Regions from separate parts of the Homo sapiens genome. Here region 1 is linked to region 2. Evidence: read pairs that join two places in POLR2A ChIA-PET (ENCODE). Cell type or tissue: PC-3. All regions are shown on one strand. Each heading gives the region's core, and the rest is flanking DNA. Links, peaks and the distances in the headings are about the cores only.

Region 1 (12,568 bases), core at 2,887-10,886, 400 kb after region 2:
CAAAAGACTCTTACACTATAAAATGATCGTGTTTGGTGGGGAGAGAGAGGGGAGAGGAAAATATGTATAACTCTGAAACATCCCCTTCTTTCAATAACATTTCTAAGTTTGAGATGATAGGATCCCCTTCTCTAGGTCTTTTTGACGCCTTTCTTCCATTTAGTGTCCAGGTCACGTGCTGTGAACTTCCAAAAGAGGGAAACCAAGATGTTTTATATCCATTTTGGACTCTGCATTCATGCTATTTCTTTCCAGAACCTACACTTTTGAGATCCAGGGTCATACCCTGTAAGAGATTCTATTGGTGCACCCTCCATATCCTCGTGGGCCTTAGCTTTGTGGTTACTCCCTATCTTACTTCTGTTAGCAAGTGCCTTTCTTTACTGGAGGGCTGTCTAAAGCAGCTGGAGTGCACTGCTTGTGCCCAAGCTAGGCTAGAAGTGCCACAGAATTAATGTCCCATAATCAGCTCTTAATCAATGTCTTAGCGGGATATCTCTGAATTGTCTGTACTGCATGGATATCTAGAGTTTCCCAGTGGGATGAAGCTGTAGTTGCCCACAGTGGTAGCTGGCTTGATACGTTCCTTTTTCTGTTTCATTCCCACTTCCCTGCCATGGTTTATTGGATCACCTTCCAAATAAATGACTTGTTCTCTATTCCTTGTCTCATGATCTATTCCTGGGAGAATCTAAATTAAGATACCCCTACTTTCTGGCAAGCAAGCTACTTCCTTATTACCTCACAGATGACAAGAATTCTATAAGTAAAATTTACAGCTTTGCATTCCTAGCAGTGATAGTCCCCAACCCTCACTGAATACTGAAGAAAGAAGGAAAACAAATACAGGATAGTGAATGCCCTGCCTCCTACTATTTCTCCATACTGTTAGGCCCAAAGTGAACTTCCCTATGTGAGCTGAGCCTCCCACACTCCAGAAATGAATTTCTATCCCCAATTAAGTCCAAGACCTATTGTTCCAAGTGGGATCAGATACATAATTGCTGTCGTAATTTGTACCTCAGAAGTGAACCTGCCTTAGCCCCTAAGATGAATTCTTATCCTCACCAAGATGACTTCTAGAATCAGTAATTGAGGACATCTTTCAATGACGGCAATTTTTCTTTCCCCTGGGACTTTCCCCATGAGAAGTAAAGTTGCTCTTGTAGTTTTTTTTTTGTGTGTGTTTATTTTGTTTTGTTTCGTCCAGATGGAGTCTTGCTCTGTCACCCAGGCTGGACTGCAGTGGCGCGATCTCAGCTCACTGCAACCTCCGCCTCCCAGGTTCAAGCAATTCTCCTGCCTCAGCCTCCTGAGCAGCTGGGATTACAGGCACCCACCTCCACACCTAGTTAATTTTTGTATTTTTAGTAGAGATGGGGTTTCATCATGTTGGCCAGGCTGGTCTCGAACTCCTGACCTTGTGATCTGCCCGCCTCGGCCTCCTGTAGTTTGGTGTTTTTGAGTGAATGTGTCTCCTGTATCCATCACCCTTCTGCATATCCCCACCTCCAACTGCTTTACTGCCCCAGGTGTCAGTCTAGGAGATTTATCTGAGATCTCTACGAGCTGCTACAGTGATGGCTGCCGCCCCGTCCCCAAGAATGTCTGCTTTGGGTCCTCTTCTATGAAAGCAACTGTCTAGTTTGTAGCCACAGCTACACTCTCAAGTGATTTCTTACTTTGGCAAATTGGCCTTAACTAAGACAGAACTATAAAGACTATTAATCTAGAGATTTCTGCTGGGCCTCTATGCCTTCTTGTCTCTGAGACCCCCACTCTGGCAGAATCCCTCCTGCCAGTGGAAAGATATTTTAGACTATTCCTTTTAGAGCAGTCACATGAAGAAGTGGGTTCTAGGAGACTGAAGCAACCTTAAAAGCGGGGGGATAAAAGAGCCTTCTACATGGAAAACAAACTTATCTCTGCTTCACAGAAAACTCCACCTGCTGTGTCTGATTGCTTTTCTGAATATTGATTATATAATGTTCTTAGGTCCACCTTGAGGAGGGCATGAGGTTAGTTTGGGCAACCAGATTGATTGAAAATCAATACCTTTTCTTGTTCAAAATATATCAGATAAAACATGAACCAATCTTCATTTTACCAAAGAAATGGCTAAACTGAAGAAAGACAAACAGAAGACCCAGGATTCTTGCAGCCATTTGGAATGAGTACAGAATTTGTTACTGGGTAGTGGGTACAATGTTTTTGCTGTAGTCTGGAAGACCAGCCTGACAGGACTGCATTTTAGAATATATGGATATACCGGTGAGTTAGAAGATAACTAAAGGAATAGGAGAGAAAATAGAAGACCAGGAGGCAATAGGGAAGAGGGAGAGGAGGAGGTACAGACTTAAAGAGAAAAATTCCATGTGGTTACATGTGAGATTATGTTTGAGAGAGAGCATAGACGAGTAGTCAAGGAAATACGTCAGGAAGTGGAGAGGCAGGAGATGGACTAGGCAGGGGTCAGCGGCTGCAGGCCACATCTGATCTGCTGCCTGTTTTTGTTAATATTATTGTTTATCAGAACATAGGCAGGCTCTTTGGTTTATGGATCATCTATAGCTGCTTTAGTGCTACAACGGCAGAGTTGAGTAGTTGTGACAGAGATGATATATGGCCTGTAAAGCCTAAAATATGTACTTTTATGTAAAAGATTGTCAACACCTGAACTAGAAAGGCGGAGGGTAAAGTAGGAGAAATCAGCTGGTTAATAAAATAGTCATAAGTGACCAGTTGCCAATGAAAATTCCTATAGTGGGTGTTGTGGGTGTCCCACTCAGATCCCCCAGCTGCTGTTGAATGTTGATAATTATCACAGATATCCCCTATTGAGAACTGACTTTGGCTAATGACTTTGTTTTTATTTTTATTTTTATTTTTTTGAGACAGAGTTTCTCTCTGTTGCCCAGGCTAGAGTGCAATGGTGTGATCTCAGCTCACTGTAACCTCTACCTCCTGGGCTTTTAGAGATGGGGTTTTACCGTATTGGTCAGGCTGGTCTTGAACTCCTTACCTCAAGTGATCCACCCACCTCAGCCTCCCAAAGTGCTGGGAACACAGGAGTGAGCCATCACACCCAGCCACCTTGGCTAATGACTTTGGCAAATGTGTACAAAGGCCAGTCTTCTTCCCTCAAGGTGCAACTAACTCTGTGGTGCCATATTTGTCTAGAACTTCCCCAGGGGTCAGGCTGAAGCTGGTCTCCAGCTTTGCTTTGTTCCCCTTTCCTATTCTGTTTCCCTGATGTCCCTTCTCCTGAAGAAACTTCCCTCAAAAATCAGTTGAATGCACAAGAGTCCGTTTCTCAGGCCCTGCTTCAGTAGAACCCGTCTTAAGATGGTACTATTTAACGTCAAACTGTGCACTTAGCCAAGATTTTAATAGAAATGAATGCAAAGCACAAAAGGCTACCCGAAAATCCATGTTTTTATAGAAAATATGATCATTAAAATTGTCACTAATCAAATTAACTTACCGATTGTGGTCAGAGAAGCATACTAAAGCAATTTACTGCATCCCATTCTTCTTGGCCACAAGCACTGGATTTGCTTCAGCATACAGCAGACACACACAAGCAGGTTTGAGGCCTTTTGTCATCCATGCGGGAGCTGCTCCGGGCAACTATCTGTGATTAGGCAGGGAGTCTTTCTAACTAGCAAGGCTAATGCAGATCACTCAAAAATTTCTCTGTGGCATGGAACACTTGAAGCCCTTGTGTCCTGACCCAACCAAAAAAAAAATGCCTTAAATCTTGAATCAGCAAAGGGGCCTCTGGCCTGTCATTAATATTTTAAGTTTGTGCTATTCCTTTTCATTGTCCTGAGTATACTGGGAAGCACAGTACACCGTACATCACATTCATGGCTTCACTCGCTGTGGAAGTCAAGAAAACTTGGCAGGTTGTGGAGAAAAGGGAACGCTTATACACTGTTGGTGGGAGTGTAAATTAGTTCAACCACTGTGGAAAGCAGTATGGCGATTCCTCAAAGAGCTAAAAGCAGAACTACCATTCAACCCAGCAATCCCATTACTGGGTATACACCCAGAAGAATATAAGTCATTCTAACATAAAGACACATACATGTGAATGTTCATTGCAGCACTGTTCACAACAGCAAAGACATGGAATCAACATAAATGCCTATCAATGACAGACAGGGTAAAGAAAATGTAGTACATATATAGCATGAAATAGTATGTGCCATAAAAAGAACAAGATCATGTCTTTTGTGGGAATATGAATGAAGCTGGAGGCCATTATCCTTAGCAAACCAACACAGGAACAGAAAACCAAATACTGTAGGTTCTCACTTACAAGTGGGAGATGAATGATGAAAACTCATGAACATAAAGAAGGGAACCACAGACACTGGAGTCTACTTGAGTGTGGAGGGTGGCAGGAGGCAGAGGAGCAGAAAAAATAACTATTGGGTACTATGTTTAATACTTGGGTGATGAAATAATCTATACAATAAACCCCTGTGACACGAGTTTACCTACATAACAAACCTTCACGTGTACCCCCAAACCTAAAAGTCAAAATAAATAAATCCATAAAAAGAAAAATGAGCAAGAGAATCATTGGCCACAGCAGTGGTTTTCTAGCTCTGCAGTTTCTTTTTCTCTCACTAGCATATCCTAGGATGACATCCACTAATTCACACAGCCAGGAAGCAGAAGAGTAGAGTTAACATAAACCAAGCTTTTAGTAGTACCGTCATATGTCACTTACTGATGGGGATATGTTCTGAGAAATGTGTCATCAGGTCATTTTGCCATTGTGTGAACATGATAGAGTGTACTAACACAAACCTATATGGGATAGCCTACTATACGTCTTGGCTAGATGGCATAGCCTATTGTTCCTAGACCACAAACCTGTACAGCATGTTACTGTAGTCAATACTGAAGGCAACTTGTAACATAATAGTAAGCATCTGTGTATCTAAACATAGAAAAGGTACGGTAAAAATACAAAATAAAAGATAAAAAATGATACACCTGTAGAGGGCACTTACCATGAATGGAACTTGCAGGACTAGAACTTGCTCTGGGTGAGTCAGTGAGTGAGCAGTGAGTGAATGTGAAGACCCAGAACATCACTGTATAATACTGTAGAATATAAATACTATATACTTGGCTACACTTAATTTATACAATAATTTTTCTTTATTCAATGTTATTTTACTGTAACTTTATAAACTTTTAAAATAACTCTTTGAATCTTTTGTAATAATACTTCACTTAAAATACATTTTGTAGCTGTACTAAAATATATTTTTTCTTTATATTCTTATTCTATAAGCTTTTCTTCTATTTCTTAAATTTTTTATTTTATATTTTTTCACTTTTTACACTTTTTTTGGTGAAAACTAAGACACAAGCACACACATTAGCCTAGGCCTATACAGGGTCAGGATCATCAATATCACTGTCTTTCACCTTCACAACCTGTCCCACTGGAAGGTTTTCAGGAATGGTAACATGCATGGAGCTGTCATCTCCTATGATAACCATGCCTTCCTCTGGAATCCCTTCTGCAGGACCTGCCTGAGGCTGTTTTATAGGTAACTTTTAATTTTTTTTTCAAATAAGTAGAAGGACACTTTAAAATAAGTATAGTATAGTAAATACATAAACCAGTAACATAGTAGTTTATCATCATTGTCAAGTATTATACACTGTACATAGTTGTATGTGCTGTACTATTATGTGACTGGCAGCGCAGTAGGTTTACTGACAGCAGCATCACCGCAGACCCGTGAATAATGCATTGTGCTATATGACAGTGTGATGGCTGTGGTATCACTAGGGGATAGGATTTTTTCAGCCCCATTATAGTTTTATAGGACTGCCGTTGTATATGCAGTATACATGCAGTCCATTGTTGACTGAAACATTGTCATGTGGTGCATGACGCTATTGGTAAAGTACCCAGAGACTCTTTGGAGAGAGCAGCAGGAACTAAGATCAAAAACATTTTCTTCAGGGCTGCTCAGGCTGAAATATTTACTTTTTTAAACCACCAATCTGCTTTCAAAATTCTACTAATCATTCAAGGCCCAGTTATAAAGGGCTCTTTTCTTCACATTTGCATAGTTGGCATTACTTACAGGTGTATTCATCTATATCTACTTTCCCAGTTAAAACTATCAACTTGTATCAAAGGCTATGTCTAGAAGCAAACAATCACATGCATAAACCAAGTTCTGAGCCTCATTTATGCATTTAACCACCACACTTTTAACTGATAGTGAGTGACCCTAAAGGCCTGTGTAGTAATTTGGAAAATGCTGAGGCAGGGTCTAGAACTGATCATGTTGTGAGGTGCTGGGCAGCGGCAAGCCACTTAGCTGCCTGGTAAACCTTGCTGCATCTCAGTGGGATATGACTGTCTGCTATGCATTAGCTCCCTTAGCTAGAAATTTTGTTACAGTGAAAAAACAACTTTAATTTGTGTGTGTGTGAGAAAAATATCACTCCAAATAAAGCCAACTGCTTCTGCTGGTTCAGACAAGGAGGAGTCAGAAGTAGCTTTAAAACCAGAGAGATCCTAGGTTAAGGTCAGCAAAATATGGCATGTGTCTCACCAGCCTTTTCTTTCAAGCCCATGACAGATATTGGAAGTTGATTAGCTTTTCTTTCCTGCTAAATTCAGCCCCTGCCTCACAAATCTTCTGAGCCTCTCTAGGCAGTCTCCACCAAGACATCAAATTGGGTACTTAAAATGATACCTGTTACCTATCCTTGAGTTTGTTCAAAGTAATTTCTCTCAAATTGCCTTTCATCCTTTTTTTGCATGACCCAGTTCAAACTTTCTGGCCTTATTATGTTCTTTTCCAATTTTAGGTAGCTATGTTTTGATTGCTTTTACTTTTCAATTGACTTATGTTGTTTATGAGACACTACAGCAGCTACTACTATAGCTTAGTTACTAAATTCTGATAGTTGGCACATACACATTTCTCTGGCTTTGTGACAATTTGTGATTAGGCATTTTAAAAATTCTGATTGGTTGAAGTTGCTTGTGGTCCAAGTCAGTTTTGCTCACTGACATGTAGCTTTGAATAACTACCCTTGCAGTAGTCATATTGCATGTGTTTTATATTACATAAAATTCGTTTTTGTTCTATGAATATCTGACAATCTTTTAGCTCAATTCTATAAATGCAATGTCTCAAAACAGGTTTTCTTTAAAAAGTAGCTGCAAATATATTTTAACTGATGTTGTATAGTTTGTGCAAATTACACTTAAATAAGTGAACTGGGATTTTGTTCACATATAAATAATTACTATGATTTAGTCTGAGGCTTGTAGCTTCTTAAGAATTTTGCACCTGTGAGGCTCTAGGTAGATATCTATTCACGTTATGGTGTCTGTGATTCTGGACAAAGTGAAAAAATGTTGGTTCTTGGTTGAATTTAACAGTCTAATTTATTCCAAATTATTTTTAGCTAGCATTCTGTCCTTGACCAGAGCTAGCTTTACCATATGCGCTCGATGGAACAAAAAAAGTGACTCATAAATTTTCAGTGAATGCTTTGGTTCACTCTACAATGGCTCATCAAATAAAAGACAAAACTTTAGTGAATGCTTAACCAGCAGTTATCTGTGGTTGGGGATAAGCCTAGGAAACTCATGACTGAGTCTCTATGCAAATACAACTTAAAGTCAGAAGGCGGAACAGTCATTTCACTGAAGCATGAGGAGTTAAAGGCTTATCTGTCATCACTGAACCACACTTTTGTGGAGTAAATAATATGCTATGGGTTTGTTCATGTGTTGAGGGATTAGCCAAGGTCTCTACACAGAGCTCTTGTAAGTGGCAAAAATCCGCTATGTTGAGTATTGAGCACTCTGTTAGTTCTTTAGCAAATGAAATAAAATATGGAAATCATTGATCTCTTTCAGTATGTTTGAGTGACTACTTTGTGCTGGGCATTATTGAAGTGAAACAAATATATTTTTTTCTTTTTTTGTAGCACATGTGATTAAGATGTGATATTTCTGAGGAAGTTTCTCCTGCTCAAATGTACTTCATTCAAGAGATTTATTGAACATGCCATATGTACCAGCTATTGTGCTAGGTGCTGGTGATATAACATGTATAATAAAGAAACAAATTTTGTGATGATTTGATTACAGATGCTATGAAGGAAAATCAATGCATAAATGAGTAACAGCAGGGCATGGCCAGGCCTATGTGATCAGGAAAAGCCTTGATTTTATATCTGAAGGAGAATGAGTACGAGTTAACTAGCTAAGTAGGGAATGCATTTCAGGGAAAATGAGCACTAAGAGCTAAAGCTCAGTAGTAGAAAGGAGTATAGAGCCAAAGAAGCTGTTGAGAAAGCCAACCCAGGTCTTTGTGTCTGAGCACAGGGGACACAGAGTGGTATGAGAAGAGACTGACCAGTGGGCAGGGCCATGTCAGACATACCATGTATTTCACCATTTGTTTTAACAGCTACATCATGAACATGTTCCAAGCAAGCCATGCGAATCTCATTTTGAGAAGGTCACCGAGATTTTGGGGGGCTGAAAGGCCATTAGAAGGGGATGTCAGTGTATGGGGGAGAGCAGCTGGGAAGCCACTGTGAAAACCAGGCAAGAAGTGATGCCAGTTTTGACTAGGACAATTCAAAATACCCGAAACCATCGTTAATCTCTCCTCTGAGTTAAGGAGGAATAAAGTTCCTGTAAAGTTGTTTTCTGGGAGGTAGATGGTCACTTTGCACTCACCTTTACCATTCATAGAAAGGTTTAGCAGATCAGTCCTGATAAGAAAGAAGCCGGCCGGGCGCGGTGGCTCACGCCTGTAATCCCAGCACTTTGGGAGGCCGAGGCGGGTGGATCACGAGGTCAGGAGATCGAGACCATCCTGGCTAACACGGTGAAACCCCGTCTCTACTAAAAATACAAAAAATTAGCCGGGCGAGGTGGCGGGCGCCTGTAGTCCCAGCTACTCGGGAGGCTGAGGCAGGAGAATGGCGTAAACCCCAGGGGGCGGAGCCTGCAGTGAGCCGAGATTGCGCCACTGCACTCCAGCCTGGGCGACAGCGAGACTCCGTCTCAAAAAAAAAAAAAAAAAAAAAAAAAAAAAGAAAGAAGCCCCAGAGGATGGGCCTCAGGTTAGCAAATAGTGGAAACCAGAATCCTTGTTTGGAGGCACGGTCTGCACAGGTGTGGTAGGTGAAGCTTGGCAGCTGGGAGTTAGCAGATGCTCCTCAGACCTCACACCTGATAGTGCCAATCAATCTGGTGCTAATCCGAACACAGGAAAGGATACAGAGAGGCCCAGAGAGCCGGCCCTATCACTTCTCTATGTTGCTGAGTGTTTGCTCTACCGTGTGTTTCATGAATTCACAGAGACACTTTAAAAATTATAATAACAAGAAAATGTGGTATATATACACAATGGACTACCATTTAGCCATAAAACGAATCAAAGCTTGTGATTTTTGGCAACGTGAATGAGCCTGGAACACTTTATGTTAAGCAAAAGATAAATATCATATCGTCTCACTCATATGTGGAAGCTGAAAAAGTTGAGCTCATGGAAGTAGAGAGTAGAATTGTGGTTATTAGAGGCTGGGAAGGGGATTGGGGAGGAGAGGACAGGGAGAGATTGATTAATGGACAAAAAAATGACAGCCAGATAGGAATAAGTTCTGGTGTTATGCACTACTGTAGGGTGAATAAGGCTAACTATGATATATGTTTACAAAAAGCTAGAAGAGAATTTTGAATGTTCACAGCACAAAGAAATGATAAATGTTTCAGGGCATGGTTATGCTAATTACCCTGATTTGAACATTAAACATTGTATACATATATCAGAATATCGCTCTGTATCTCATAAATATGTATGATTATTATGTGTCAACTGAAAAGGAAAAAATAAATAAAAAAGTATAATGATAAAGGGTAGAACTGGAAGGGATGCAGAGATCATCTAATGGAGTGGTTCTCAAAGTGCGGTCCAGAAACTTCTGCTTCCAGGAAGATGGAGATGTCCTTTTCCCTATTCTCCTGGTAAGTACAGATAAATACCCTGGATGTTTTTCATTTTCAAGTTTTTTAAATTTTTATTTTAAACCGATGAATAATTGTACATATTTATGGGTCCAATGTGATGTTTTGATATACATTGTAGAATGAGTATATCTAGCTAATTAATGTGTCCATCACTTCAAATGTGTATTTCTTTGTGGTGAGAACATTTAAAATGTATTTTTTTAGAAATCTGAAATATACATGATTATTAACTATGGTCACCATGCTGTGCAATAGATCTTGAAAACGTATTTCAAGATCTATTACTAACTGAAACTTAGTACCCTCTGGTCAACATCTCCCCATTCTGCACTACCCATCCCCAAGCCCTGACAACCACCATTCTACTCTCTATTTCTTTAAGTTTGACTTTTTAAAGATTCTGCAAATCAGTGAGATAATACAGTATGTGTCTTTCTGTGTCTGGCTTACTTCACTTAGCATTAAGCCTGCACATTTTTAGAGAAAGCAAACATGAGACTCTGAAGGGTAGAAAAAGAAGGGAGGCTGACTAGAGAGCTCAAGAATGACTCCTTAGGGAATGATGAGTTCCCTAGTTTTCTTTTTGACTCATATACAGACTTAGAGCTGAAGACACTTGCAACCTGAAAACATCAACAGCCACACACAAAACAAAAACAAACCCAAACCCAAAAATGTTCTGCTCTTGGGCCTGGAAAGGGGCATCCCAGCAAGACAGAGAACTTATAGACAATAATCATTATATTCTAGGCAAAGTATGGTACCTGGACCAAGCAGCATCAGCATCACCTGGGAACTTATTAGAAATGCAAATTCGCAGGCCCCACCCCAGACTTACCGAATCAGAAACTTGGGTCTGGAGCCCAGTAGTCTGTGTTTAATGAGTCCTGTGGGAGATTCTGATGTGTGCTCAAGGTTGGGAACTGCTGGTGGGGTACAGCTGGTCTTTTGTTTGACAGCAGAAACTCCGGTTGATTTCCCCCAGGTGATAGTTTGTGAGTAGTCTAGCGCTTGTTCTAGATTTGCCTAGAATGACTCTTCTAGTGCTAAAATCTAAGGTGAACAGAGAAAATTTTATTTTTTATTTTACAAATGTTTTTATTTTAGATCCAGGGGATAAAATGCTTATTTGTTACATGGATATATTGTGTCATGGCGGAGAATGGCTTTCTAGTAAAACAGAGAATTTTCAATAAAACATAAATTAAGTGGTAACAAATGTTAGTATGTGTATTGTTTTAATTAAGTGCTTGGCACATAGTGGATTCTAGATAAATATTTGTTGAATGTTGAACATATTGTAAGTCTTTGATTCAGTTATAGTTTCAGAGAAGATGCTGAAAGAAAGAGGATCTTTTGGAAAACCTCAGTCAGCATCTGCAAATCATCTACAGCATCTATGAACCTGTCCCAGCAAAGATGGCTGCCGCAGGCAAATGGGTTGCACAATGTTCTTTCACATGCCTGGTCTCTTTTTTCTCAATATAAGGCTTTATACATACATGACATCATATCATGCCAGAATTTCTCAACTCTACACTATCACCTTTTCCTAGATTCCTGTAGTTCAAGCACTAAGTCTATTCTCCAGGTTACTTAGAAGGTGATTTTTAAAAAATAGTGCAGTTTTGTAATTGTCCCTCCATTGGATCTTAGCCCCAGACCACATTTACATCATTAAACCTTTGGTTTAATTGGACAAGAGCAAAGCATAAATGTCTGCTGCTTGAAAAATAAACATTTCTGTATTGTCTAGATGTTTATCTCAACATATAGTTACAATTACTCAGAGACTAAATGGGGTTTTAAAATTTATTTAAAAAGTCGTGGCTGCTAGGATAAACTGAAAAAAGCCAAGTTTGAATCCAAACTTTATTTTTACAAGTAGTTTTCTAACAACCCTTAAGGGGTTCTGGGTAACCCCTTAGGTATGAGGAGAGCTCAACAGTGACTAAATTGGGTAGGACAATGAGGCACTTTGACCCTGCAGATGCCAGGGACCTACTGTCACTTTAGTCTGGCTGTTCTGGCAGTCTGCTATTTTGTATTTTGTAAAGCTTGTTGAAAACAGCACTAAAGCTTTGTTTTAAAGATTTTTCAAGCCACTGGGTTCAACAGATGAAGAGGGGTGATAATTGGGTAGGCATCTGAAAAGTCTACTGAAGGATCCTTTTCTAATTCTCACCACCAAAGCCAGCATATACAAAAGGCGGCAGGAGACATGGAAACAGTGCCTTAGGAAGTGAAGGCTCAAGGTGAGACACTTTCTGAGGGGACCAAATATGCACAAGCCAAGCATATGCCTTATGCTAGCTTCCTGATGCCATTTGTGTGTTGATTGTGACATACCACTTGGCTCAGAAACCCATAGGAACTTGATGCTGGTTTATAGCAGTAGTTCTAAAAGTGTAGTGCTAGACCAGCAGCCTTAGTGTCACTCGGGAATGTGTTAGAAATGCAAATTGCCTGGCCCCACCCCAGACCTACTCAATGAGAAACTGTGGGGATGGAGCCCAGCAG
Region 2 (12,568 bases), core at 1,620-9,619:
GGCTGGAGTTTCAATTTAATACCTCCTCTCAGGGAGGAGAAAGAGAAGGAGAAGGACCCAAAATAGATAAGAGAATTGCCCAAGGATGGCAAAGGCCCCCTTTTGGACAGGGAGGAGATAAAGGAGAGGGTCAAGAGCCCATCTACCCCGTAAGGCAAACCAACCTGCCAGCCAAAACCGAAATTTAGTCAAGTTCATTGTTCTCATAGCTTTGTTTTTTGCTTTCCCTTAGTTTTTTTTTTTTGTTTGTTTTGTTTTGTTTTGTTTTGAGACAGAGTTTTGCTCTTGTTGCCTGGGCTGGAGTGCATTGGTGCAATCTCGGCTCACTGCAACCTCCACCTTCTGGGTTCAAGCGATTCTCCTGCCTCAGCCTCCCAAGTAGCTGAGACTACAGGCATGTGCCATCATGCCTGCTAATTTCTGTATTTTTAGTAGAGATGGGGTTTCACCATGTTGGCTAGGCTGGTCTCGAATGCCTGACCTCAGGTGATCTGCCTGCCTTGGCCTCCCAAAGCGCTAGGACTATAGGCATGATCCACTGCGCCCGGCCAAACTGAGACCCTTAGTTTTAAAGTAAATGTTCCTATGGATTTCTCTAAGCATATCTGGCTGAAATTAGCAGGAATAGGAGGTCCAAGATGAGAAGGGGTTTTGGGAGTTAGGATACCAGCCCCAGAGTCTGAGGCGGTGGCTGGGCTAGAGGAGCTTAAAGTTGAGGGTGGAAGGCTGAACTTGGAAATACATTGGGAGTTTCATCGTAGACAGGAGCACCACAAGAGAACTCAGAGAAACTGATTCAGCATCTAATTTTGTAATCCGTTCACTGTGACCCCTAGCAGTGTAATATTAATAATTGTTCAGCTTATTTTCTTGTCTGTAAAAAGTGGAAAATAATGTTTGTCTTACCTATTTCATTGGGACACTGTAAGAATCAAACAAGATTTTGTATGTGAAAGCATCTTCCTTTACCGCTTTACCAGAAAGAGACATTAAAGACCATGCCACCTGAACTAAACTACAAAGCAAGGGTATGGACAAATGCTAATCATCAAGAATTCTCAGTCGGGGGTGGTGGCTCACCCCTGTAATCCCAGCACTTTGGGAGGCCAAGGCAGACAGATCACTTGAGGCCAGGAATTCAAGATCAGCCTGGCCAATGTGGTAAAACCCCATCTCTACTAAAAATACAAAAAAATTAGCCGGGTGTGGTGGTGCACGCCTGTAATTCCAGCTACTCGGAAGGCTGAGGCATGAGAATCACTTGAACCTGGAAGGCATAGGTTGCAGTGAGCCGAGATCACGCCACTGCACTCCAGCCTGGGCGATAGAACAAGACTCTGTCTCAAAAAAGAAAGAATTTTCCACTTACATTCGTCTCTTCTTAGGATTGCTAAACCCAGTCCTTGGTTTATTAATGACGCATTCTGACTTATTTCGAACTTATTTAGAACTCCACCACACATTGTTACTTCATTCCTATCCTAAGCTGTTTTTGCAGCCATAGCACCTGATCTCATACTTGCAGCAGGAACCCAGTAAATACTCATGGACAAATATACGCAAATATTTTAATCATAGAGAGTTTATCCATAACCTTAAATTCTCCTTTAACATAAACATTTCTATTTCTTTAAGCTGGAGTGTAAGGCCATTTCTAAGGAATTTTTTCAAGTGGTGATATCAATGTGTCTTATAAGATCAGTGATTATTAATACACTCTTAGTTCATATTTATACTATATCTATTTCAAAGAACATTATAACATTTACGAATCAAGCCAGGACAAAGAAGCAACTGCAGACAAAGTGACTCTTTTGTGGCCTCTAGTAACTTGTGGCTTCAAACAATGAGGGCCATTGTATAAACTCCTTTGAGGGGTCATTGTGAGAATTAATTAGATTAAAATCTGCAAAGTACTTTGAACTTTTTCCAGAATTCCCTTACAAATAAAGATGACATTAATTTTTTTTGGGGTATCTTTATGTTGGTCCTCCCAGAATCAAATGTAACAAGTTCACCTGCTGTTGAACTGCCTGTGTTCCCTGAAGCAAATCCCAAGACTAAGCCAAATTTTATCTTTAGTGATTTTAAGCTGACCCCAAGAGCACACACAATGGAGCAGAATTTGTTGCCCTTATCACAAAGAGCTTGGTGTATGATATGCATGACGCAGTGTCTCATAATCCCTATGCCACATGGTAATTAAATATAAATTACTGCAGTTATTACAGCTATTTTATAGTGACCAACAGTTTTACCCTCCTTTTTGTTATTTATATTTGAATAATTTACATTCTGCTCATTTGCAATAGGATTTAAGGCAGCCTTCCCTTTAGTAGTTCTTCCTTATCCCTAAACAATGTAAATACTGAAAAACTTTCCTGATTCCGGTAACTGTTTAATCCGCATTGTATGAACAGAAGCACAAGCAGGCATTAAAGACAGAGTCTTAGATCCAACTCTCTAACAGCTGGGGCTCCTTGGGAACCCCTTCTCCTTAGTCTCCTGATCTTCTCTGATCCCAATCTTGTCCCCAGTGACCCCCTCAGCCCATGCTGTCCTCTACCCTTCCCAAGAAGGAGCAGCTCTGAATATTCTGAGTGCTGGGCTTGGGGCAGCAGAAACTGTGGAGCAGCCCCAGGTGAGCCCTGGGGAACAGTAGGATAAGAGGCCTATTGTAAATGAGGAACCTGTCTGGCAGGTGACCAACTTGGTTTGCTTGGAAGTGAGGGGGGTTCCCAGGACATGGGACTTTCAGTTTACTAGGACTAATTTACCTGGGCATTAGACTAGGTTCTGGGACCCTGATATTGGTGGAGTCTTTTCTGGGTGGGGAGAGAATCTTATTTGGGAAAGACACCTTGTTCCTTTTGGGCCCTGCAGCACACTGGTCTGGGTTATGTCTTCTCAGGGAACTCCGGATGTGACTCCTGTTACATGAAAATGGAAGAGGTCAGAGTTGTCCAAGAGGGAGGCCAGCCACATCCAGGCAGGGCCCCCATGGTCAGAACCCTGCTAGAGCCATCAAGGTCCCAGGTCAGTTCTGCAGCTTTGCAGGTGTGGAAATGACACCTGTGGGTCAGGCTGGGGAAGCTAATGCATGCTAAACAACTGCCGTTAAGAGACTCAGCAGATCACTGTTGTGGTTATCTTCATAATCCTGGGGGATATACCTTTGCCATTTCCCTGCATGGCCCCCTTCACAGGACCAGTGATATGAGAAGCCAAGTTGCCTTAGAGCTAGAACAAAGGTTTTTGTGTGTTTGTTTGTTTGTTGAGACAGAGTCTCCCTCTGTCACCTAGGCTGGAGTGCAATGGCACGATCTTGGCTCACTGCAACTTCCACCTCCCGGGTTCAAGTGATTCTTCCACTCCAGGCTCCCAAGTAGCTGGGATTACAGGCACTCACCATCATGCCTGGCTAATTTTTGTATTTTTGTAGAGACGGGGTTTCACCATGTTGGCCAGGCTGGTCTTGAACTCCTGACCTCAGGCGATCCGCCTGCCTTGGCCTTCCAAAGTGCTGGGATTACAGACGTGAGCCACCGCACCCAGCCTAGAACAAAAGTTTTGAAAGGAGAAAAAGGTTGGTTGGTTGGAGACAGGGTCTTGCTCTGCTGCCCAGGCTGGAGTGCAGTGGCATCATTTGGGGTCACTGCAACCTCTGCCTCTTCCTATGTGTAATTTTTAAGTGAAAATGGAAAATCCTAGTTTAGTTTTCCTGGAAATTTTTCCCCAGGCCCACATCAGGTGAGGCCCACAGATAACCAACCCCCTCTACTGTGTACTGATTGTTATAATTTAGGGGAGGACATTCACGTACTACTACTCTAGCTGCCTTTAATCCTCCCAGTTGTGTTTAGTCCTGAGTTGTGACCTCAAAGCTCATAGGCCTGTCTTCCTTTTGTAAATAGTTTGGATATTTTTATCTCAAAGTGCATTATTTTGCACTTGCTCCCACGAGAGCTCATTTGTCAATTGTCAGATCACATGGTCAGATTTATAGGCTCTTCTGATTATCTAGCTCAGGAATTGGCAAACGTTTTCTGTAAAGGCCAGATAATAAATAATTTCACTTCCACCACTATTGGTCTGCAGCTCTTCTTATGGTAGCAGTTGTTGCATTTCTCTGTGGGAAAGAAAAGAGGATTAAACACCTCTTTCTTAGCAAAACAGAGAGTAGGCATATGTGTGACAGACACAAGATGTATTCTGTAGTTTTGTTTGGCAGGAGATGATCCATTTCAAAACAAATTAAGAAGACTTGGAAAAAAATATAATTCAGTATTTGAATAATGCTGCTTCTTGTTCTTTTTAAAAAATAATAATTTTAGGCCAGGCGCGGTGGCTCACGCCTGTAATCCCAGCACTTTGGGAGGCCGAGGTGGGCAGATCTCGAGGTCAGGAGATCGAGACCATCCTGGCTAACACGGTGAAACCCCATCTCTACTAAAAATACAAAAAATTAGCCGGGCGTGGTGGCAGGTGCCTGTAGTCCCAGCTACTTGGGAGGCTGAGGCAGGAGAATGGTGTAAACCCGGGAGACGGAGCTTGCAGTGAGCTGAGGTCGCTCCACTGCACTCCAGCCTGGGCGACACAGCAAGACTCCGTCTCAAAAATAATAATAATAATAATAATTTTAGCTTTGCAGCAATCCTCAGGTGTCAGTCAGTCACTCTGCTGTTGTAGCAGCAGCCAAAGAGAATAAACAAATGAGCATGGCCGTGTTCCAATAAAACTTTATTTATGGAAACTGGGATGTGACTTTCATATAATTTTAATGTGTCACAAAATATTAGTTTTCTTTCCATTGTTTTCAACCACTTAAAAATGTAAAAACCACTCTTAGTTTGCAGGCTGTACAAAAACAGGCACTGGCGCGATTTGGCCCAGCATTTGCTGACCCCTGATCTAGACCTATCTGCGTAGAAGTGTTGTTAGAGGTTTTATCGCATAGGCTGTCCTCCAGATCATTTACACATGTTAGTATGTCCTTTCCTAGCACAGATGCCTGAGACTTAGGCTCTTGGTTTCATCAATCCTCACTTCCCAATATACTGTTTTTAAAAATTTATTTATGTATTTATTTACTTATTTTGAGACGGAGTCTCACTCTGTTGCCCAGGCTGGAGTGCAGTGAGCCCAGGTAGCGCTACCTCGGCTCACTGCAACCTCCGCCTCCTGGGTTCAAGCAGTTCTCTACCTCAGCCTCCCAAGTAGCTGGGATTACAGGTGCCCATGGTATGGGATTACAGCCACCATGCCTGGCTAATTTTTGTATTTTTAGTAGAGACAGGGTTTCACTATATTGGCCAGACTGGTCTTGAACTCCTGACCTCGTGATCCACCCACCTCAGCCTCCCAAAGTGCTGGGATTACAGGCGTGAGCCACAGCACCTGGCCTATTTTCTTTTATTTATTATTTATTTTTTATTTTTTTGAGACAGACTCTCACCCTATTGCCCTCACAAGTAGCCTCCCAAGTAGCTGGGACTACAGGCACCCACCACCATCCTTGGCTAATTTTTGTATTTTCAGTAGAGACAGGTTTCACCATGTTGGCCAGGCTGGTCTCGAACTCCTAACCTCAAGTGATGGACCCGCCTCAGCCTGTCAAAGTGCTGGGATTACAGGCATAAGCCACGGTGCCCGGCCCTCAAATGTACTATTAAGGCAGCAGTATTTATACCACCCAACTGCCTTCATTTGGGCCAGGTATAGCTGGGGCCCCGGAACCCACCAGAATGCTTGCTTGTGGCTGTTCAAGCATCTTAGTGGCTCCTGTGAAAATACACTGGACCTTTCAAAATGGAAATCTGATTGTGTCTCCAACCTCTTCCATGCCTCCACGCTTAGCTCAGGCACTTGCCTCTTTCCTCTGAGCTGTAGTGTAGCTGCAGTAAACTTGTGTTTTCTGGGGTTCTGAGCACAGGCCTTTTCATGTGCAGCTTCCACTTGGAATACCTTTCTTCATCATTCTTTTAGCTAGTTAATTAGGTAAGCTCTCTAGAGCCACTCTCCTGCATGGCACCCATCATGCCCCAAAGTCTAGATGAGTCAATTTGTTACATGTTTCACTTTGTAATGTTATCTTCATTAGTGGCATTATTTGACTAATGGCTGCTACTAACTCTCATTAGACTCTAAGCTCCAAGAGAGTGAGGGACTGTATCTTTGCACACCACTGTATCTTCTGCACCTGGCACTGTGCCTGGCACAGAGTTAGGTGGTCAGCAAGCAACCCAGTAGGCCACAGCCTGCTGCCTGGGGCATTGATGCCTATGAGAGTTCCCTCCCTTTACTAGCAGAGTGAACTTAGATGAATTATAAGATCTCTTTGAGCCTCAGTGTCCTTCTGTGTAAAATGGAGGTAATAACATAACTAGTGTCGGGTTATGGTGACTTAAATGAGATAATGTGCCTGGCACATGGCCTGATCTAGTCACTACTAGATTAACATTAGTCTCCTTCTCCCTTCCTATTATTGAGGTCCATTCTGTGGGTGCCTGACACCCAAGTATCACTTGCCCAGATTCCCCCAAGTGCACAGGACTCCATCTTTCTGTTGAGAACTGCACAGTTTCCATCGAGAAATCCAGAATTAGAGATGTGACTACCGTGCCCTTCATATATCCACTGCCTTCCCAGGAACTGTCACTTGGGCCTCTAGTTCCCTCCCCTACCTTGAATCAACAGGCCCACCCATTATTTTTGCTTCTGAGCTAGTTCCTTATTGCCTCACAAAACATTCCACTTTCACGCAACTTTTATTATTAGCCTGTCCTTTGGAAACCTGTCCAAGGTTTTATTAAGGCTTCTAGGTGAGTAATACTAAGCTGTTGTTTATCTACTTTTCCATTTTTTTAACCACTTAAACATGTAAAAACCTCACAGAAATTTGTCAGATTTTCTCTTTAAAGATATCATCTTGACAGTCTTCTCTGAAATTAATTTTATTTATTTAGCTTGCCTATTTCACAAATGAACCATAATTTTCCAGATTCCCTTTATAAATTTCTAAATGATAATAAATATTGTCATGTAATAAAAATTATAATATTTTGAGCCCACTGTGCTAGGAACCTTACACACACTATTTAATTAATTATTATTATTATTTTTTTTTGAGACAGAGTCTCACTCTGTCACCCAGGCTGGAGTGCAGTGGCACAATCTGGGCTCACTACAACCTCCACCACCCGGGTCCAAGGGATTCCTGGGCATCAGCCTCCTGATTAGCTGGGATTACAGGCATGCGCCACCACACCTGGCTCATTTTTTTTGTATTTTTAGTAGAGACAGGGTTTTGCCATGTTGACCAGGCTGGTCTTGAACTCCTGGCCTCAAGTGATCCACCCACATTGGCCTCCCAAAGTGTTGGGATTACAGGTGTGGGCCACCACGCCCAGCCCACTATTTAATATAATCCTTATAACAATCCTTCATAGTAGACACTATTGTTCCCATTGTGTACATGGAATAAATGAAATTTTATAAATATTTTGTTCTAAGTCACACAGTTAGGAATCAAGATTTGCATCAGGTTTGTATGAGTCAGGTGCCCATTGTCTTTTCACTCTGACCTTTTTCCTCCTTTCTTAGGCTTGTTGGTTCATAATGGTGGTGGGGAGGGTATGTATGTCATATTTTTGCTTTTCCAACCTCCTGAGTATACAGCCAGTTGTTATGACCAGTTACCCAATTTTGCCAATGGCCCCTCAGTGTCATGTTGCACTTCCATCAGAAGTTGGGTAGGTCTTGAAGTATTATCCTTGTATTGAAAACAGTAATCATCCATCCATCTATCCATCCACCCATCCATTCAATATTCCTTAAGAGTCTGTATACTGACCGGGGGTGGTGGCTCATGCCTGTAATCCCAGCACTTTGGGAGGCCGAGGCCAGCGGATCACCTAAGGTAGGGAGTTCAAGACCAGCCTGACCAACATGGAGAAACCCCGTCTCTACTAAAAATACAAAATTAGCCGGGTGTGGTGGCACATGCCTGTAATCCTAGCTACTCAGGAGGCTGAGGCAGGAGAATCGCTTGAACCCGGGAGGTGGAGGTTGTAGTGAGCTGAGATCGTGCCATTGCACACCAGCCTCGGCAACAAGAGTGAAACTCTGTCTCAAAAAAAAAAAAAAGAGTCTGTATGCCAGATGCTATGCTATGTGCTAAACATGTCTTAGACCAAAGAAATGTGTCCCTAGTTTTTAAAATCAAGACATTGTGGAGTTAGTGGAAGAGGCATTTGGCGGGTTGGGGGGTTAGGGTAGGGATGAAGAAGAGAAAGGAAGGGAAAGGAAGGAACTTCCTGTGAAGTCATTCCCCTGGGCACATGAGTATGATGGAGGAAGGCAGGGGAAGATATTGAGATTCTTACACAGCAAGATAGGAATGATAAGGCAAAACCAGCAGAATTTTGCCCTGGCATGAAATACTGCCTGTTTGTGGTACCTTATGCTTTTCAGTTCCCTTCTCCAGAAGCTGATGTTTTCCTATATCTCTGATGTTCTATTTACTCTTTTTGAAGCCACTTTTAGAAATTGGCCAGCATATGGACATGGTGGTGCAGCATATGGATGTGGTAGTCCCAGCTACTTGGGAGGCTGAGGCAGGAGAATCACTTGAGCCTGGGAGGTTGAGGCTGCAGTGAGCTATGACTGAGTCACTGCACTCCAGCCTGGCATGATTATAGCTCACTGCAGGCTAGGTTAGTGGAAGATAAAGGCTCTCTCAGGCTGCCAAAAAAAATCAAGTTTCTGACTCTAATCAGGTCCTGAGAGCGAGACCATCTCAAAAAAAAAAAAAAAAAAAAAAATTGGCCAGCATAGATGTTAACCTTTGCATTTTGTGTTCTCTGTGTAGGTAGCATATCCACTCATCTCAACAGCCTACCAGAATTGTGACAGTAGATTCAAGTTATGCTTTTTAAAAGATTTAAACTGATTTACTGGGCTTAAGAAGGGGTTTACTTCTTTTTTTTTTTTTTTTTTTGAGACGCAGTTTTGTTCTTGTTGCCCAAGCTGGAGTGCAATGGTGTGATCTCCCTCCGCTCACTGAAACCTCCGCCTCCTGGGTTCAAGCGATCCTCCTGCCTCAGCCTCCTGAGTAGCTGGGATTACAGGCATGCGCCACCACACTCAGCTGATTTTTTGTATTTTTAGTAGAGACAGGGTTTCACCATGTTGGCCAGGCTGGTCTCAAACTCCTGACCTCAGGTGATCCACCGGCCTCAGCCTCCCAAAGTGCTGGGATTACAGGCGTGAGCCACCGGGCCCAGCCTACTTCATTTTTTCCCTTGGTTTTGCATGTGTTTGTGTGTGTGTATTAGTCTGTTCTCACACTGCTATGAAGAAATGCCCAAGACTGGGAAATTTATGAAGGAAAGAAGTGTAATTGACTTTCAGTTCCACATTGCTTGGGAGGCCTCAGGAAACTTGCAGTCATGGTAGAAGGCAAAAAGCAAGTGCCTTCTTCACAGGGCAACAGGATGGAGTGAGTGCAAGCAGGGGAAATGCCAGATGCTTAATGCAACCATGAGATGTCATGAGAATTCATTCACTATCATGAGAACAGCATGGGGGAAACTGCCCCCATGATCCAATTACCTCCACCTGGTCCTGTCCTTGACATGTGGGGATAATGGGGTGAGATTTGGATGGGAACACAGAGCCAAACCATATCAGTGTGCATGGTGAATGCATTTGCACACAAGTGTGTATAGACTTGTACATGTGAAAAGCAAGGGGGGCCTGGATTGTTGTTCAATCCTTAAAACATGTTCAGACAGAGGAATCCTGGTGATTAGAAGAGTCCTCACAAAGTGGCCTTTACTTTGGTAAGTTCATTGTGAAATCAGAGTCTGAAACTTGATTTTATTAACAGCCTGAGAGTGCCTTCATCTCCCACTAACCTAGCTTACGAAAACTAGTAAATACAAAGGAAAATATTGTGAGTATGCAAGAAAGTGTTCATATGTTTTAGAGATCCACACTAAAGTGAATGGTTATCTCGGTCAGCCTGGGCTGCTACAACAAAATACCATATGCTTGGTGGCTTAGAAACAACAGGAATTTTTTGCTCACATTTCTAGAGGCTGAAAAGTCCAAGATCCAGGTGCCAGCAGATTCCATGTCTGGTGAGGGCCTGGTTCCTGCTTAAGAGATGGCTGTGTTCTCCCTCTGTCCTCACATGGTATAAGGGGCTAGGGGCCTCTTGGGGTCTTGGCACTTATCTCATGAGGGCTCTGTCTCCATGACTTAATCGTCTCCAAAAAGGCTCCACCTGCTAATATCATCTGGGTGGGGTAGGATTTCAACATATGAATTTTGGGGGACAGAAACATTTACACCATGGCAGTGGGGAGGGGTCTAGGATTTTCTTTAATATAGTTTAGTTTTTTTATTTTTATTTTTTTTTTTATTTTTATATTTTTTGAGAGGGAGTTTCGCTCTTGTTGCCCAGGCTGGAGTGCAGTGGTGTGATCTCGGCTCATCGCAAGCTCTGCCTCCCGGGTTCAAGCGATTCTCCTGCCTCAGCCTCTCAAGTAGCTGGGATTACAGGCATGTGCCACCACATCCGGCTAATTTTGTATTTTTAGTAGAAACAGGGTTTCTCCATATTGGTCAGGCTGGTCTCGAACTCCCGACCTCAGGTGATCCACCCACCTCAGCCTCCCAAAGTGCTGGGATTACAGGTGTGAGCCACCACGCCTGGCTATATAGTTTAGTTTATAAAAGTGGGAGAAAGTGAAGCAAGTGTAGGAAAATCTTGATTATGATTGAACATGGTTATAGGGTATTTCATACTATTCATTATACCTTATATATATTCATTATATTATTTTCTTCACTTTTTTCCTTTTACTTATTTAAAAACCTAGAATACTTTTGTATGTTTGAAATTTTTCTTTTTTTTAACTTTTATTTTAAGTTGAGGAGTGCACGTGCAGGTTTGTTATACAGGTAAACGCTTGTCGTGGGGGTTTGTTGTATGGATTATTTTGTCACCTAGGTATTAAGCCTACTACCCACTAGTTATTTTTCCTGATCCTCTCCCTGCTCCCACCTTCCACCTTCCAGTGGGCCCAAGTGTGTGTTGTTCCCCTCTTTGTGTTCATGTGTTCTCATCATTTAGCTTCCACTTATAAGTAAGAACATGTGGTATTTGGCTTTCTGTCCCTGCATTAGTTTGCTAAGGATAATGGGCTCGAGTTCCATCCACGTCCCTGCAAAAGACATGATCGCACTCTTTTTTGTGGCTGCATAGTATTCCATGGTGTATATATACCATGTTTTCTTTATACAGTCTACCACTGATGGACATTTAGGTTGATTCCATGTCTTTGCAATTATGAATAGTCTTGCAACAAACATACGTGTGGATGTGTCTTTATGATAGAATGATTTATATTCCTTTGAGTATATCCAGTAATGGGATTGCTGGGTCAAATGGTAGTTTTGTTTTTAGATCTTTGAGAAATCACCACACTGTTTCCCATATGGTTGAACTAATTTACACTCCTACCAACAGTGTATAAGCATTTCTTTTTCTTCACAACCTTGACAGTACCTATTATGTTTTTACTTTAACCATAGCCATTCTGACAGGTGTGAGATGATATCTCACTGTGGTTTTTATTTGCATTTCCCTAATGGTCAGTGATGTTGAGCTGTTTTTCATATGCTTGTTGGCCACATGTATGTCTTCTTTTGAAAAGTGTCTGTTCCTATTAATGGACTTGTTTGTTTCTGTAAATTTGTTTAAGTTTCTTTAAAATAGTTTAGTTTAGTTTTTAAAAGTGGGAGAAAGTGAAGCAAGTGTAGGAAAATCTTGATAATGATTAAATCTAGTTATAGGGTATTTCACAGTATTAATTATATATATTCACTTTTGCGTGTTTGAAACTTCTTTCTTTCTTTCTTTCTTTTTTTTTTTTTTTGAGACAGAGTTTTGCTCTTGTCGCCCAGGCTGGAGTGCAATGGAGTGATCTCGGCTCGCTGCAACCTCTGCCTCCCAGGTTCAAGCGATTCTCTGGCCTCAGCCTCTCCAATAGCTGGGACTATAGGCATGAGCCACTATATCCAGCTAATTTTTTGTATTTTTAGCAGAGACAGGGTTTCACCATGTTGGCCAGGCTGGTCTTGAACTCCTGACCTCAGGTAATTCACCCTCCTCAGCCTCCCAAAGTGCTGGGATTACAGGCGTCAGCCACTGCGCCCAGCCTGAAATTTTTCTTAATATAAATTTTAAAAATCTAAAGAAAGTGACAGTAATTTACAGAAAAAAATAAAACAGTCAGGTGGCCTGATTATTCAAGTTACCTTAACCAGAAATACAACCTAGAAAACTAATTTGATTAAGACTTCTGGGTCCACCTGCAATCCTAGCAAGGGCAGATAGCCGTAGGATCCAAGCACAAAAGATTAATGCACTACTGGTTTAGTCTGTGTGTGCTATAACAGAATACCTTAGACTGGGCAACTTAAAAAGAACAGAAATTTATTTCTCACAGTTTGGGAGGCTGGGAAGTCCGTGATCAAGGTGCTGGCAGGTTTGGTTGTC

The links. ChIA-PET counts read pairs that join two places held together with the same protein. Peaks named below come from ENCODE experiments on the same cell type or tissue, not always from the same donor. Only the 100,000 strongest peaks of a DNase experiment are listed, where the experiment ranks them.
Region 1: POLR2A ChIA-PET joins it to region 2 with 10 read pairs; 2 of 35 experiments call an interaction of 5 or more read pairs at or near these places.

What each region holds. Positions count from the first base shown.
Region 1 is chr15:45,935,788-45,948,355 of GRCh38, forward strand. No RefSeq gene overlaps it. Among named protein-coding and RNA genes, the nearest start is that of SQOR, 310 kb to the left of the region's middle. RefSeq lists an enhancer at 12,326-12,568. In PC-3, for the core only: no CTCF peak of the experiment used is centred there; a DNase peak (open chromatin) is centred at 7,664; H3K27ac peaks cover 1,570 bases.
Region 2 is chr15:45,533,174-45,545,741 of GRCh38, forward strand. It overlaps SNORA41B (small nucleolar RNA, H/ACA box 41B), which reads left to right and starts at 4,078; the gene lies at 4,078-4,206. It also overlaps the pseudogene HMGN2P46. In PC-3, for the core only: no CTCF peak of the experiment used is centred there; no DNase peak of the experiment used is centred there; H3K27ac peaks cover 497 bases.